Regions from separate parts of the Homo sapiens genome. Here regions 2, 3 and 4 are each linked to region 1. Evidence: chromatin loops called from intact Hi-C (ENCODE). Cell type or tissue: heart right ventricle. All regions are shown on one strand.

The links. A loop is a pair of places that touch in the nucleus more often than their neighbours do. Peaks named below come from ENCODE experiments on the same cell type or tissue, not always from the same donor. Only the 100,000 strongest peaks of a DNase experiment are listed, where the experiment ranks them.
Region 2: it touches region 1 in a loop (10-fold over the local background); 35 of 110 quality-filtered maps call a loop at or near these places.
Region 3: a loop joins it to region 1, with 3 times the contacts of the local background. A loop is called at or near these places in 5 of 110 quality-filtered maps.
Region 4: it touches region 1 in a loop (9-fold over the local background); 2 of 110 quality-filtered maps call a loop at or near these places.

Annotation. Positions count from the first base shown.
Region 1 is chr1:184,241,441-184,243,940 of GRCh38, forward strand. No RefSeq gene overlaps it. Among named protein-coding and RNA genes, the nearest start is that of C1orf21-DT, 140 kb to the right of the region's middle. In heart right ventricle, a CTCF peak has its summit at 1,177; no DNase peak of the experiment used is centred here; H3K27ac peaks cover 1,024 bases.
Region 2 is chr1:184,562,200-184,564,699 of GRCh38, forward strand. All of the region lies in intron 3 of C1orf21 (chromosome 1 open reading frame 21), which reads left to right. Among named protein-coding and RNA genes, the nearest start is that of C1orf21, 180 kb to the left of the region's middle. In heart right ventricle, a CTCF peak has its summit at 1,333; a DNase peak (open chromatin) is centred at 289; H3K27ac peaks cover 1,311 bases.
Region 3 is chr1:184,291,144-184,293,643 of GRCh38, forward strand. No RefSeq gene overlaps it. Among named protein-coding and RNA genes, the nearest start is that of C1orf21-DT, 94 kb to the right of the region's middle. In heart right ventricle, no CTCF peak of the experiment used is centred here; no DNase peak of the experiment used is centred here; H3K27ac peaks cover 50 bases.
Region 4 is chr1:184,464,530-184,467,029 of GRCh38, forward strand. The region is part of intron 1 of C1orf21 (chromosome 1 open reading frame 21); the gene reads left to right. Among named protein-coding and RNA genes, the nearest start is that of C1orf21, 79 kb to the left of the region's middle. In heart right ventricle, a CTCF peak has its summit at 1,423 (motif pointing left); a DNase peak (open chromatin) is centred at 1,401; H3K27ac peaks cover 929 bases.

The DNA of each region.
Region 1 (2,500 bases):
AAAAGGATAAGATCATGACTTAAGCTTTGTACACTGGGCTTGAACTTTCCAAGGGCTGAGAAGATTTTACCTTAAAAGGAGTTGAGTTGATACTGATCTCATCTTTAATAGGACTCGACAGTCCAGATGACATCAACTACTGCCTTCCTAAAAAGGTGTTGCTCATTAAGGAGATAGAAACCATTCAGCAATTCCAGGAAAGATCTCTGCAATCTTTAACACTTCCAGAAAATATAGTCATCATTTCCACATTATCATTCTTTCCCTCTGTCCGCTTGATAATGTTGAGGCCTGTGTTGGCAATAGGACAGATGACAACAAAGATTGACATGTGAATGGCTTTGTCCTGGGGCTTAATGTCTAATTCCTCAACATGATTTCTGATCTAAAATATCCTCCTAAGATGTCCAGAAAATTAAAAAAATATATTTTCTATTGTGCCTGAAGTGAATTCAAATCTCAGATAATGATGTTACTGCTATTCTTAAGTTCTCAGGAATGACTGCTGCCACATTTTAGTCAACTAAGGGCTACTGTCATAGTCAGAGCTACTTTTTCTTTCTTTCCTATCTCTTGCATTGAGGTAGCAAGTATAATTATAGAAGTCATAGAAAGCCAACACAATAGAATTGTTCTTGTTAAGTATTTTTAGAAGGCCTCCTTAACATTTTGTCTTCTTTTTGTTCATTGAACTTATCTTCCCTTACATAAAATATAGTTGTTTAAAAGGAAGAAATGAAGGAACAATTTGTGAATATGCAGGGAGTCCATAGATGTCCCAGAATCCACAGGGCACCATCTCTCCTGTCTTTTCCCTCTATCTCTCTGACTTCCTTTTGCACACATTCTCACCCACCCAACCTTTTAGCACTATCTCTGTAAAGTCTAGCTCAAAACCATAGCCTTTCTCCTTCCCCAGATACCCAAGCCCAGAGCAATCCTCTGAGCTCCTGCAACATCAGGACTATAACTCCATTAGCCTTTAATTGCCAATATTGAGTATGAAATATCATCTTTCTATGTGCATATCTGTCTCCCTAATAGATTATAAGTCTCTGGAGTGCAGAGATCCTCTCATTTGCCTCTTTACACACTTTGTGCATATAGTAACTGGCCTTTGATTAATTACTTCCATGATAAGCTTGACCCTTGTTCTCCCCGGCTAAGCCCTAGAGGTCACCAGATACTTACTTTGTGGCTAATCTCTGGCCTTCCTGCTGTTTACAACCAGGCTTCCTTCTAGCTCTAGAGGATCTTACACAGTACAGAGTCACTGAATAAGCTACTTTCTTTCTTAATCACCTCATTCATTTCATTTATTCTTCCTTGTATTTACTTTGTGGCTAATCTCTGGCCTTCCGGCTGCTTACATCCAGGCCTCCTTCTAGCTCTAGAGGATCTTACCATAGTACAGAGTCACTGAATAAGCTACTTCCTTTCTTAATCACCCTGTTCATCTCATTTATTTCTCCCCACAGATGAGCCACTCTTTCTAATTTGTATCATATTTATTAACTCTCTATCTTCCAGTAACACAACACACACATCTTGAGGCTACACAAAGTCTTGCTAAATGGGATACACTACTACTCTCAGAAGGAAATCAACCACCATAAAAGTTAATGTGCTCACCCCATAAAGAAAAATCTTCCTGACACACAATGGTAGCTTGAAAATTGGTGTATTCATTTTATGACCTCCTTTATTAGCCAGAATGATGCCTTGTTTGATTTCTAAAATTTGTTTAGGATCATTAGCAATGGGCTCCTGGGTGTCACTGACAACTTATACATTAGCCTTGCACACAAGTCCTAGAAATGAGACCAAGGAAACCGCAGTTTTTATTCCTTCTAGGGTATAATTTTTTCTTTCTCCAACCAGTACCTGAATATTTCTCAAATAATTTATATTTTCAGATTTTACAAACATCTCAGCAAGACTATATTAGTTTATTGACCCCATTTTGCAAAAGGGAAGGCAGTTACCAATAGTAGGAGGCTTTTTGGGGCCACGATGGTTTCTTAGATGAGTCAGTATCAGACGTGAGCTCTAATATGACCCTATCTAATTTCTTTTCTCTATTAGGTAGTTTCCTCTGTCCTAAAAAAAAAAAGTAGGAAGAGAAGTATACTAGCTTGCCCCTCTTGTGTGCCTCTGGCTGTCAGAAATAGAATTTGAAAGAGTAGATGAGAAAATGTGAGAAAACCCGTTTACTGATAACTGTTCCTATCTTCTCAGGTTTTTTATCTCTGGCCACAAAGAGTGATTGGGAGAAAACATACTCCAAATAAGTTTTTCTTTCAACTCCTCCTTAACTCTCAAGGCAGTAATTGCCACCCCCTGCCCTCCCTCCCCGGCATCACCACTCTGCTAATACAAACGTGATATTTTACCTTTGCTTCTAGCTTTGGTTCTTTTTAGCAATAATATGTCTTGAGTGGAATGAGATTTTTTCTTCCTTTTTTTTTTTTTTTTGAGACGGAGTCTCACTCTGTCACCC
Region 2 (2,500 bases), 320 kb after region 1:
CAGCTGTCAGATCTTCTAATCATAAGCAACAATTTTCCTGGACTTGAGAATGGAAAGAAAAAAATTATATTTGACTTAGTAATTTTCAAAGAGTAAATTATAACAAATGGTGTTAGGTTGTTCACTCCACCTTTTAAACAGCAGTTATATAGCAATATCTCTCCCCGTACCACAGGAATGTTCCCATAAACTTGGATAAACTACATAGGAAGTAGCTCACATTTTCATCTGCACAGTTTATCAGTCAACAAGTGTTCACTGAGTTCCTTTTGCCTGGCACAGCCCTAGCAGCTGCATGAAATATCTGAGCAGCGTGTAAAGACATTGCCTCCTACTTCAAGTCATTCACCCCATACGGGAGAAGCAATGTATGAAGCATCGAGGGAATAATTAAGGCAACATAGTGATATCTTGGTAAATTGTCATTTGTCTACACAGCGCCTTTCAGCACACACGAATGATTCTTCTTCATTTTCTTTTAAGAAGCAAGTATTAAAAGTGCTGCAAACTTGTAACTGCTGGACTTGATCATCTTTATTCATTCAAAAAATTTAAGCATTTACTACTAAAATTATTTTGTGTAGATGTAGGCACTGTTCTACAACAAGTAATTTTGTAGACCACTAATGAAAGTTCAGAGAAGGATATATATTTGCACGTGTGCTTAATTCCTAATTATATAGACTTTGGGGTAGTTCTGCCTATTGTGTGACCTTTTATGTTTACATCACATTTTCTATTTTTGACTGAGCCTACATGACCAAAGTTGTGTCAGTTCAGCATAAGTGGTGCTCTGCTTTCTAACCTTCCTAGTCCTGTGTATTTTCTGCATCATGATTTATTAACAAGTACTTAGGTCATTTAGCTGAATTGTGGAGCAAGAGAGTTAGAGCTAAGATTTCCTGATTGCCAAGGTTTTGGTTCTTTGCTTCCTCTATATTAGAGATTCTGTTAACTACTATGAGATGCACATCTTACCATCATCAATAATGCTCTAGAGACACTGCCTCTTTCTTTAGGTTTAACACCTATGTTGTGTTATCTTTTAATCAAGTTCTTAAATGTGATAGGAGAAAAAACAATGGGTGATAAATGCTTCTGCATGAATAAAAATTAACTGCACATGTAATGAATACAACTTATTTTAAAATGTCTTCTGCAGCAAAACATTGTGTTGGTTAAAAGTTACCAAGCTGAGGTTAAATGGGTTTTAATTAAAAATTACAAGCTCATCCTACCCCAAAGCACTACCACATGCAACTCTAAAAATACCAAATGGATAAAAACCTTAAAATTGTTCAACAGCTCCCCCTAGCATACATAATTTCAGGCCGTCAGACTAGAAAGCAAATTCTAGTTATCATTTTTTACATGTCTAGTTACATGGGCACCTTCTTGACATTATTCCTGAATTGAATGTCTGAAGGTAATTATAAGCAGAGAATAGTGTAATCTAGCAAAATGATTTCTTGTGAAAATATTTTCAAAATGATTTTACTTGAACTCTGGCTATCCTCTATCCATTGTCGCTGCTTTGGTTGGCTGGTTCGAGGAGATTTCTGTTTTCTTTTGGAACAAGCCATCTAGGAAAGAAAATACAAGGTTGGGGGAAGTTCTTAAAGAAGATTGTGGAAATCCACAAGGTGGACAGAGAATATTTAACTGTCTGGTGAATTTTAGGAACACAGTCTCAGGGGTTTGGGCTCTTGAGCAGTTTAACCACTCTGTGACCTAGTTTCCTCCTCTATAAAATCAAGAAATGCTAATAGTACTTATATCGTAAGGCTGTTGTGGTTACTATGCACAAAGTGAATTCTCAGAGGTGATCAACAGTCATTGTTAGCATTATTTCACCGTGGATGCTTGAATGAGGTCAGGATCTACAGCCTGCGCTCTGACATTGGAGATACCTGAATTCAAACCCTCTGAGAGACCTTAGGCAAATTGCTGAAACTTGGTTTCCTCATTTCTAACTAGAAGTAATAATAACAACTACTGCTTACTACTCTAGAGTTAGAATATATATGCAAAATACCTAGACTGGACTAGGTAGAAGAGATAGAACACAGCTGTTGGTCTTACAGAATAATAATAATAATTCTCCTTATTTACTTATTTATTTATTTTGAGACAAAGTCTTGCTCTGATGCCCAGGCTGGAGAGCAATGGCGTGATCTCAGCTCACTGCAACCTGCGCCTCCCAGGTTCAAGTGATCTCCTGCCTCAGCCTCCCAAGTAGTTGGGACTACAGGAATGCACCACCATGCCCGGCTGATTTTTGTATTTTTAGTAGAGACCAGGTTTCACCATGTTGGCCAGGCTGGTCTTGAACTCCTGACCTCAAGTGATCCAGCCTCAGCCTCCCAAAGTGCTGGGATTACAGGTGTGAGCCACCACACCTGGCCTAATAATAATAATTCTCTAAGGCTAAGAGAACAGGAGACAATAATACTATAACATTCTGTAAATTGGAAAGCTGAGAGAGTGAAGAGTTGCATTT
Region 3 (2,500 bases), 50 kb after region 1:
CAATTGCAGAGTAGATAAATAGTGAAACAGTGAAAATCTCTTTCAGAGTTTATGGCAAATTTCAGAGCTGGGTTCTTTGATTCCAGTTATACCTGGATTATTGTTGCTGTTTAGCATACCTTTGCAGTTCCCCTGTAGGTGCTGGGTGATGGATGGGGCAGGAACGCAATTTATCAAAGCATTATGCTGGCAAACAGATCGCAAGACACATAATGCCACTCATCAGTACCCACTTACAAACCTGTTTCTCACTCCTATTCATCTTGTTCAAGCTTCTGCCTCTACCTGAAAGGCTTCACTCACAACCACCCTCTTCATTCACTTCTGGCAATTTTAGGTTACCTCCTTCAGAAAGTCTTCCTTGGGACCTCGGAGTCCTGATGGTATCCACTGTTTCTCCCTGTGACCACACCTACCATTGAATTTGAACTTATTGAAGAAGAGAGCCTCACTATAGGGAAACGGAGGAGTGAAAGAAAGACCCAGGGTTCTAGCCTGGTGACTTCTGTAGCAAGGAAGATAGACTTTTCTGTTCACTAGGGGAGAGAGAGAAAACATTTTTTCTCAGAACATGTTTGGATGGTGGCTAGACAATTATATATTGAGTTTATATATTGATCAAAAATGTATTAAGTGTCTATAAACTGTTAAGTGCTGTGAATTCGGAAATGAGTAAGCTTACAGTGACTCCCTCTTCCTTTGGAATGCCTTGTGGTCATCCTCAACTCTCCAGGCCTTCCCTGACATCCTAGGGCTTCACCTCCTCACCTCCCCCTTGCAACACAGTGCTGGCCTCTCACTTCCCTCCCCTGTTTTTAGTCTCTTTTCTCCAACCAATTTTGCAATCAGTGTTCACACTAATCTTCATAAAGGGAAAGGCTTGCTCTCGCCTTGCGCTTGCTCAAGAATCTATAATGGCTCCCTGTTAGTTTTTTTTTTTTTTTCCTTAAAGGCCTTTTTGTTTTGTTTTGTGTTCTGTGTTTGTTTTTCTTAAAATGCCTTTCCTAAAATGCCTCATTGGCTGACTGCATCCAAACTATTTAACTTATATCTACCTACTACTTTCCTTCTCGCCCCATCTACCCAACACAGATTGTTCACTCCAGTTTAGCTGGCTATTTCCCTTCCTGTCCCATTAGCCTGCCCACATCCCTCCCACTTTCCTCATTGCGCATGCCAGCATGTGGCTTTGTACAGCTCCTCACTCAGCAGACAATGCCCTCCTCTCTATGCTATGCCAGACTTTCTGCCTGTCCTCAAGGCATATCCCAACCCCACCTCTTCCAGGACCTCTACCCCACCACTGCAACTCCCACTTGTCTCTTCTTTCCTCGGTTTTCTTCTGCACTATAAGCTGGTACCATGACTCCTTATGGTTCCCTAAAAATTGCATACTCCTGAGACAACATATACTATTTCTTTTGCATTCTTCACTTTGCCTATCACATTGTATCCAGCAAACGTGTTGATGCTCATCATCTGTTAAGAAAGAAAACCACTTTGGGAGGCCGAGGCAGGTGGATCACAAGGTCAGGAGATCGAGACCATCCTGGCTAACATAGCGAAACCCCGTCTCTACTAAAAAATACAAAAAATTAGCCGGGCATGGTGGCGGGTGCCTGTAGTCCCAGCTACTTGGGAGGCTGAGGTGGGAGAATGGCATGAACCTGGGAGGTGGAGCTTGCAGTGAGCAGAGATCGTGCCATTGCACTCCAGCCTGGGTGACAGAGCAAGACTCCGTCTTGAAAAAAAAAAAGAAAGAAAGAAAGAAAGAAAACATACCTTATTCACCTTAATAGATAGGGTTGTTATAAAAGGCCAGTTTGAAAGGGTATAAAACACTGAGAAACAAGCTCTGAATTCATGTAGGGAAAATAAAATTAGGCCATGTAAAGGAAGAATCATGTATATGATAACTTTGATATACTTAAGATCTTAAGATACTTGTTAGAGCAATTATTTTGATAATGCTATAAATAATAAGAACAGTAAACTATAGCCATTATTTCAATATGATTCAACACACTTAAGAGCATTTAATGAGAATGTACCATGTGGCAGCCTTGGGACTTGGTAGAGGACCTCAAAAGGGAATAAACTATAAGCAGAAAATAACTGTATCAGGTAGTTATATTCAGGTAGTTATATATGGGTAATATTATAATAGTGATAGCATTTTTAAAAATTTACTTTGGCTTATAGTATATGGAATGACTCATGAAATCCGGACCTTGATAGAGGATGCAGGATTTTTGAAAGGGAGAGGTAGGACCTTGTAGGGTACTGGGGGGTGAGAGGAAGGATAGAATAGAGTGATAGTGCTCAGTGGAACAAATTGCATAGAATTTGAAAGTATGGATTATTTCAGACAATAGTCAGTTATATGATATTTAGTTGGAACATGAGGTATTGGGAAAAGGGAAAGAGTATCAGAAAATATGGAGGGTTAGAAAGGTTCATTGGTGCCAGATTGTATAGGCCTGAAGGTTTGAACATTTTA
Region 4 (2,500 bases), 220 kb after region 1:
TGCCTGACAGGGCACCTGGCATAGCAAGAGAGACAAATACAGGAGATGGTTTCTGCCCTCAAAGCGCTTAGTATCTACTTTGAAAGAAATGTTTAAGAAATATGAAATAGTTGACTCTCATAGTAAGAGTTTAGGAAAGAGAGCAAATTGAAGGAAGACATGGAATGGTGTATAGACTTCCTCCTGGAAAAATATAGCTTAAGCAGAAATGGAGAAGTAGGACTATGAGCAGAATATTGAGGAAGAGGGGTGGTTTTCGAGACCCACCTGATGTGATGAAGAGGTTGCTTAGCTACCTTGGAGCAGTAGGAAGAGGCAACAGCGGGTCAACAGGGCTGGGTCCTGGGGGACCCCTAGTAAGTTATCTAAACTCTGCCTCAGTTCTCTCTCTTTCTCTCTCCGCCTCTCTCTCTCTCTTTTAAAGAGAGAAGGGATCTTGCCGTGTTGCCCAGGCTGATCAGGAACTCCTGGCCTCAAGTGACCCTCCTGCTTCAGCCTCCCAAAGTGTTGGGATTACAGGAGTGAGCCACCATGCCCAGCCAGTTTTCTAATTTGTAAAATTAGGAACCTTGACCTTAGTCATGTCTAGCTTGAAAATCCAGGTATATCTTAGACTTTACCCTAAAGGCATTAGTTAATCATGGAGGATTTGGGACCAGAGGAAGGACCCAACAGAATTTGTGCTTTAGGAATGCTAATTTGTCTTTCTCTTAGAAAATTAATGTGATAATTTATTAGAAGTAAAATTTTTTACTGAAATGTTTAATCATATTCTGACACACTGAAAAGCCAGTAGGGTCATCCTGATTTCCATTGGACATGACTATGTGAGTTTTTTTCTCTTTCAAAAAAGCAAAAAACAAATAAAAATCTGGGCATAGAAAAAGCCGATTAATAATAAGTAAGAGATTTTGGGGCTTGGTCCAGAAAATGATCTACAAATTTAGATTTTAATTTAGATTCTAAAAATTCTTTTAAATTTTCAGAGAGATCTTGGAATTGGAAAATGCATGTCTTTTGTTTTTATCGGCCTGTTCCTGGGGTGGTAATGGCAGTGATGTAATAGAGGTGATGGGATATCATCCCAGATTCAAGAAAAATAAGCAGTTTGCCAGCTGTACCTTTGTCGTATGCAGGAATGTAACCACCACAGCTGGGCCACCCAATGGAGGGCTCACAGAGACAGACAGCTGGGGCAAAGGGCTCCTTAGAATAGAATGTGATCAGATCCTCAATTTACCCTAATACTGTTATACTGTTTTCTGATAAAAGAGTGTGTCATCAAGTCACACCTTTAGTGCTCTATTCAGATAAAAACTTCAAATTTTAATGTCTCAGACTGGAAGTAGATGTGATGTGCTGAAGAGTGTTAACACCACGAGGCGCTGGCTGATGCATCTTGACGCTGCACTGCCGTCTCCTGGTGGTCAGCCTCAGGCATGTTCTTCCTGCCTGTGTTGTCTAGTTCTGAGCTTGTCACTATGGTCTCTTTCTCTAAGTACTTTTTGCTGTAGGAAAGAACACCATGTTCACTAATAGCGCTACTTCAAATGGAGAACATTGGCTGATTTAAAATAATTATTTTGGAATAGGCTACAATTTCTGGTAAAGGTCATTTGTGAGGTCCTAATAGCTCATATCGTGTAACCGTATGTGTTCTTTAATAGTGTTTCAGCTGAAGAAGGGCATCAAGGTTAAGGAAGAGCATCTTGCCCTCACTTTTATGTTTTGTTATCTCAAACCCCATGAAACATCCCAGAAATGGTGGTAGGTACGGTCTAAAGACTCTTCAGTCCGGAGTAATGAGCAAACTCGTCAAGGGCAGTAGAATACTGGTACATGAGAAGGGAGAGGCCATCACTCAACTGACTTTGCATTGCCCTCCTGGGTCTCTTCTCTCAGTTGCCTGCTTTTTGTTTTCCTTTAGTGGATGATTGCACAGAATGTGTTTTTGGCCAAGTGCTACAAAATCAATGAAGTTCCCAAAAGTCTTGTGCATTTCTTGAGAGCAATATGAGAACTGAGGTGCCTTTTTCTTAAATGTGGTAGGTTAAAGGGGCATTGATTTGTGCTACCTGAAAATAATATTTATAATTTCAATTTGTTTTGCCTTCTAAGGACATCACCCTTAAATAGTTCTTTGTTATGGTAAACTAATCGAAGATTTAAGTTTAAGCAAAAACTTATACATGCAAACAAAAACCTTGATTTTTTTTTTCAGATGGGCAAGATTAGAGGTACTAGTAAATATCCCTGGATTCTATTGGAAAGTGAGGAAATGGACATTACAGTCTAGTTGTCTTACTTATTTTGGAATCTCTGGTCCCTAGTGGAATGTTGAGGACTAAGCAGGTTTCCCAAAAATGATTGTTGAAATAAATAAATAGCACAATTTTGGGGGGCAGATTAGGGCCAGTCATACAAGTGCTAACAGCTTTCAGAATTCCATTATACTGGTATGAAACTACATATTACTCCTTTTCTGTCTTTTTAGGGAGTA